2 separate regions of the Homo sapiens genome follow, and region 2 is linked to region 1. A link is a loop called in an ENCODE intact Hi-C map of the cell type or tissue named here. Cell type or tissue: endothelial cell of umbilical vein. All regions are shown on one strand. Each heading gives the region's core, and the rest is flanking DNA. Links, peaks and the distances in the headings are about the cores only. Region 1 has its middle 130 kb from the start of LINC01179. Region 2 has its middle 62 kb from the start of LINC01179.

What was found. Peaks named below come from ENCODE experiments on the same cell type or tissue, not always from the same donor. Only the 100,000 strongest peaks of a DNase experiment are listed, where the experiment ranks them.
Region 2: it touches region 1 in a loop (5-fold over the local background); 2 of 110 quality-filtered maps call a loop at or near these places.

What each region holds. Positions count from the first base shown.
Region 1 is chr4:165,553,781-165,556,706 of GRCh38, reverse strand. No RefSeq gene overlaps it. Among named protein-coding and RNA genes, the nearest start is that of LINC01179, 130 kb to the left of the region's middle. In endothelial cell of umbilical vein, for the core only: no CTCF peak of the experiment used is centred there; a DNase peak (open chromatin) is centred at 1,226; H3K27ac peaks cover 1,102 bases.
Region 2 is chr4:165,621,009-165,623,934 of GRCh38, reverse strand. No RefSeq gene overlaps it. Among named protein-coding and RNA genes, the nearest start is that of LINC01179, 62 kb to the left of the region's middle. RefSeq lists an enhancer at 1,604-1,898. In endothelial cell of umbilical vein, for the core only: no CTCF peak of the experiment used is centred there; a DNase peak (open chromatin) is centred at 1,724; H3K27ac peaks cover 1,657 bases.

The sequences.
Region 1 (2,926 bases), core at 285-2,784:
CACCATAATATGAGGCATGAGTCACTGAAGAATGTAATCATAATAGTAATAATAATGATAATAGTGAATATGTAAATTGCTTACTATTACCAAGCTCTTGGCTAAGTGCCATATATATAATTTAATCCCACAAGAATGATATGAGCTGTGTACAGTTACTGTTAGCGTTTTATGGATGAGGAAATTATGACTGAACAGAAGAAATAAATTTCCCAAGTTGATATAGCTTCCTACCAAGGTGATGAACTGGGATCTCAAGCCCAGAAAATTTGAATGCAGAGTCCACTGGGTGAAGTGAGGCATATTCAAAAATTGGCATAACCAAGCGCTGTATCTGGGAATACACAAATACATGTTCATTGTGATATGAAGAAAACTATGGGAATTATTTACAGAAAATTACTCCTCTGAGTGTAATTGAGGGGGAGGACAATTTGATAATTTTCAAATTACCAGAAGTATTTTATTTCTCAGACTGAGTGGTGGGCATATGGTTGTTCATTTTATTATAATTATTTAATCTTTACCTATGCACTGCATATATATATATATATATATGTGTGTGTGTGTGTGTATAGTGTGTGAACATACTTCATGCTGTTGTCGTATATGCTTTTCTCTTTATCACCTACTTTGCTCTCAGATTTAAGCAAGATTTGTCCTTAACATAAACGCGCAGTCTATAATAGTAACTAAGAAAGGATTAATAAAATATCTAGACTATGTAAACAATTCCTAAGAATCAACTTCACTTATAATCAAATAAATAAAATTACAATTAAAAATATCACATTTCACACCCACAAGATTGGTAAAACAACACCAAATGTTGGTAAGGGTATGCAGCAACTCTTCTACTCTTTGAAACTCAAAGCCAGGAGGAGACTTCTTTCTTATCACACCCCTTCCCTGTAGAAGTGATTTGGTGTGATCTTGTCCATAAATTAAGATAGGAAAAAACAAAACAAAATATGGAGGGAAGATTAATGAATACTTCTTTTTATTTTCTTTTATTTTTAATTGACAAATAATAATTGTATATACTTATAGGGTACAATGTGATGTTTTGGTACATGTATACATTGTTAAATGATTACACTCCATATGACCTCACATATTTATCATTTCTTTGTGATGAGAACGTTTAAAATCCTCTCTTTTCAAAACACATTATACAATGACAGAGGAAGGAAATATGAGTGAGGAGAAAAAAATTGATAAGGTAAGAGGAAAAGAGTAGAAGTGAAAGATAGAGCTGGAGATATAGTGACACAGGAGAGAGATCAAGGAAAAAAAGATTAGCCCGTGTTTTTCTGAGTACGCTGCATGGTTTATCTATGAAATGCTGAAAGGAATTCACTTTATGGCTCTGGACTCTTGGGTACGGTCCACCGTCATTGCCTGCTGGGAGAGGTCTAATATACATCCAACTATCCAGTGGGCCCAATAAACATTAAATGATTGATTTCTCCCTTAACTTTAGCCATCTCAGTCACTATTCATCAATAATTAAAGAATATATTCATTTGACATCAAATGCAAAAAGAAAATTCAAAGACATTAAGGGATGGGTTTAAACAGATGCATTTACATTGATATTAACTTAAGCAATATCAATCAATCTCACCCTGGAAGGGAGACAGGAATTAGTGTGCGACTAGAAAGCATTTATTTGAACATTTTACATCCTTAAAACTCTGTGCACTGAAAAAAGCTATTCCTTGGACATCAGCAAGTAAGCTTATAAATTATGACACTTCAGGCCCTGATTTATCACTGTATTGGGTATTTTTCAAGATAAAACAATAGAAACCAAAAATCTGCTAAAAATTCCAAACTTACAATAATCAAAGAAATACGGATATAATCAATGAGAGTTCAATACATCATATTCAAGCAGATTATTATAATATCTAATTTTGCAGAGGGTGAGAGGAAATGTGATTCTCACATCATAATGCTTCATAACTTGTATAAGAAGACTTAATGATGTGCCTATTTTTGACATAATAATTTCATATCCAAGAATTTGACCTAAGGAAATTATCATGAATATCTTGAAAGTTTTCACTACAGGAATGTTCATTTCAATGCTATTACAGAAGTGAATAGTGAAAAGTGATGTCCAACCACAAGGGATTACATGAGGGCACATTTATTGAATGAAATAAAACTATTTAAATGATAGTAAAACAAACAGAAAGTAACATCAAAAAAATTAAAATATGTTAAATGGAAAAGTAATTTTTAAAATTCATACATAAAACTCTACTGTTGGCTTGAAATAAAGGTTTCAAAGGAGCGACTGGGAAGGAAAAATGGACGTGAAACCTGCTGGCAAAGAAGAGTGAAAGCCTCCACAATTGCCTAAGTCCATCCTTGTCTAAATATCTCAAAATTAAAACCTAACTTCTTGTTCTGAATCATTTCTTCTGAAAGGTAAGCCATGTGGCTCTAAAAGGCATACTCTTCAGAGAGAAATGATTAAGAATATTAAAATGACCTTGGGTTATTGATAACAGAAAGAGAACAAATGTAATGAGAATGCATTTTGCATACTGTCCCATTAAGACTTTCTGTGCATGGCTGATGCAGGAAACTAAAATGATCAATGGTGTCAAATCCCACAGGAGAGCAAAATCTTGGGCCAGCCAGAGCTCTGTAATCACAGGTGATCGTTCATGAGAATGCCACTAGCCCATCTCCTCAAGTGATGTATTAGCCCTGGGTGATTGATTTAGAGCTTTGCAAGGGCAATTCTAAACACTTACACATTTTTATTTAAAGGAAAGTTTCTTTCACATACTTCCTAATGGAAGTTTACATATTCTTTTCCATGGAAAACAGGGTTAGGGTAAATCCTAATGGTATTCAGGATTGTCTACCCCCTCACATAAGTTTAAAGAGAAAATGATGATGAAGTAAG
Region 2 (2,926 bases), core at 262-2,761, 67 kb before region 1:
TTAAGCATCCGTGGAGAACCTATTTAGAAGTACAGAATTAGAGTAGACCAACATTTCACAGGTTGGGGTGTTTGCTGATGCTATCTGGACCAGGAGGAGAGGGCACAGAGCGTGTCATGCAAGTGACTCGAGCCTGAGGCTGGGCAAAGCAGAGGCCATGAGATTCTAAGGTAACCATGAGAGTGGTATTCTGGTCATGGGTACATCTTGAGAGAGAAAGTACAGCCAGAAAGAGATAAATGAATTGGTCAGATTGAGAGAAATGAGACAGGGAGAGTAAATGAACATTTTCTTTCAACAAGAACATACATGGCAGGAAGCTAGAATATGCCCTCTAACTATTTACTCTGACAGATGACTATGATGTATGTCTGTTCTTTACTCCTTAACTCTTTATAATCAGTGCTGACTCTCAAAGTATCTTAAATACTTGTGTATTATAATTATTTCTAAAATCTCGTTCTTCTTTGAGGCATCTTAACTCTTATTCTGCTTTAAAATAATTCTGTATTTGGAAAATTTTCTCTATTTGTATTCAGGTTTCAATGAATGTCATGAAAATGACTAAAATTGGGTAGTTGCATATTATCCTGTATGCTTAGCATGTATAACTCAGCTTTTTAAACATTTTCATATAGCTTTTTTACTGAAGGAAGTATAGCATATTCTCCATAATCAATGATAATGGAAGAGGAGACTAGTATGGATAAATTAGATACACAAACCTCATTATAGTCAATAGTTTGAAGGTTCTCTTTGACAGATATTTACCAGACTTCCTAGCAGGAGCAAAATTATTTGGTTTTCAGTCTCTTTTGATTCCCAGAAAAGCAGGCAATCAGGGCTAGGTAAGGGCTAAGTGTGGATATTCTGCCACAGAGTCTATCGTATGTTCAGTGACGACATCCACCGGGCTCACCTGTGTGCTGCTCTCTTCCCTCCTGAAAAATCTTAATCCACTTTCTTTTCCTTCGGAATGTTAGCTGGCACTATTAATCAAGCAGCCTTCAGCACACTCATCAAGTTATTTTTATTTACATTCTTAATTTTCTCTTTAAATTATCTCCATCTTCTCTGGTTTTTGTTTAGTTTTGTTTGTTTGTTTTTTGAGATGGGGTTTTGCTCTTTTTGCCCAGGCTGGAGTGTAGTGGCGTGATCTTGGCTCACAGCAACCTCCACCTCCCCTGTTCAAGCGACTCTCCTGCCTCAGCCTCCCGAGTAGCTGGGATTACAGGCATGCGCCACCACGCCAGGCTAATTTTGCATTTTTAGTAGAGACGGGGTTTCACCATGTTGGCCAGGCTGGTCTTGAAATTTTGACCGCAGGTAATCCACCTGCTTCAGCCCCCATAAGTGTTAGGATTACAGGCATGAGCCACCTCGCCCAGCCTCCATCTTCTCTTTGGAAAACTGGTCCAGCACTGGGGTCTCAAATTTAACATAGCACCTTTTTTTTTCCCTCTCGCCTGTTTCTAAACCTCAAATCCTCTTTGCAGATCTCTACTTTTCATTACTATTTTTCTTTTTTCTAAAACAGTGAGCGTTTCTCTAATGACGAGGCTGTGGCCCAGGCTTTGTTACCGTTCCTTACTCACAAACACCCGCATGAGAGCCCTGTCATCCAAATATTTACTGATGGCAGCCACAATTCCTTCCTCTTCAAGTTCCCAGTGAGACTTCTTTTCCCCTGCCAACACTATCTTCCACCAGATAAAGTCATTGTTACCTGGAGGAAACTGGTTTCCTGTCTGCAGTTTGCTGAGTCACATCTAGCCATTACTCTGCTATGATCATCCAACTCTTTTTTTTCCTTTTTGCACCACGTACTACATACAGTGCGTCTCCTCATCCAGTTCTGTAAGGCTTCCTTAGCCAAAAATGAATCTCACCTTTTACATCATGGGTCCTTCTTTCAAATTCCCACTGGCCATTTATCTCATCCACATTCTTTCTCCACCTACTCACTCACTCCTTTCCTATTTTCTCCAATTATCTGGGAGCCACATAAGGAAGCATGACTGTCCCAAACTTGCCAGTTTAAAAAATAGATGCCCTGGGCCTGGCGCGGTGGCTCACTCCTGTAATCCCAGCACTTTGGGAGGCCGAGGCAGGAGGATTACCTGAGGTCAGGAGTTCAAGGCCAGCCTGTCCAACCTGGTGAAACCCTATCTCTACTAAAAATACAAAAATTAGCTGGGCGTGGTGGTGGGTGCCTGTAATCCCAGCTTCTTGGGAGGCTGAGGCAGGAGAGTTGCTCGAACCTGGGAGGCAGAGGTTGCGGAGAGCCAAGATCATGCCACTGCACTCCAGCACTCCATCTTCTGCAACAGAGGGAGACTCCACCAAAAAAAAAAAAAAAAGCCCTGACAAGGTAGTTAAATTATCTAAAATTATAGACCAGTCAAGTGTTCATATACTCTAGGTAGTGGTGACTCCCTGCAGTCATGAAAGTAACATTGATGTTTTGGAAACAAAAACTGTTGGACAACCTCTTGTGAACATGTTTCATTAAGACTTTAGGTGAACAGTGAACACTTGGCTGATTATTTACTATGCCTGCCCCACCTGAGTCCGAAAGTGTAGACAGCATTAGCCCCATTCCAAAGGGTGCAGACCAGAACATAATAAAACTCAATGGCACAATTGCTTGGCTCCTTCAGGCCTTCTCCCCTAGAGCTCAAATATCCAGCCCGCCCCAAGGTCTTGGTGAGTGAGAAGAATCATATTTCTTAGAGCTGCGTGACAGATGCATCTTCCTCATTATTTCATCCTCAACAGGTTTCCTCAGCTTAATGTCCAATTCTCTCTTTTCCAATAAAACATTTTGCAGCAAAGTCAGGAATGAAGCCCAGTATTTCATTTAGAGATATCTCAAATTCTGGCATACCTCAGAGACACTGTGTGTTTGGTTCCAGACCTCTGCAAT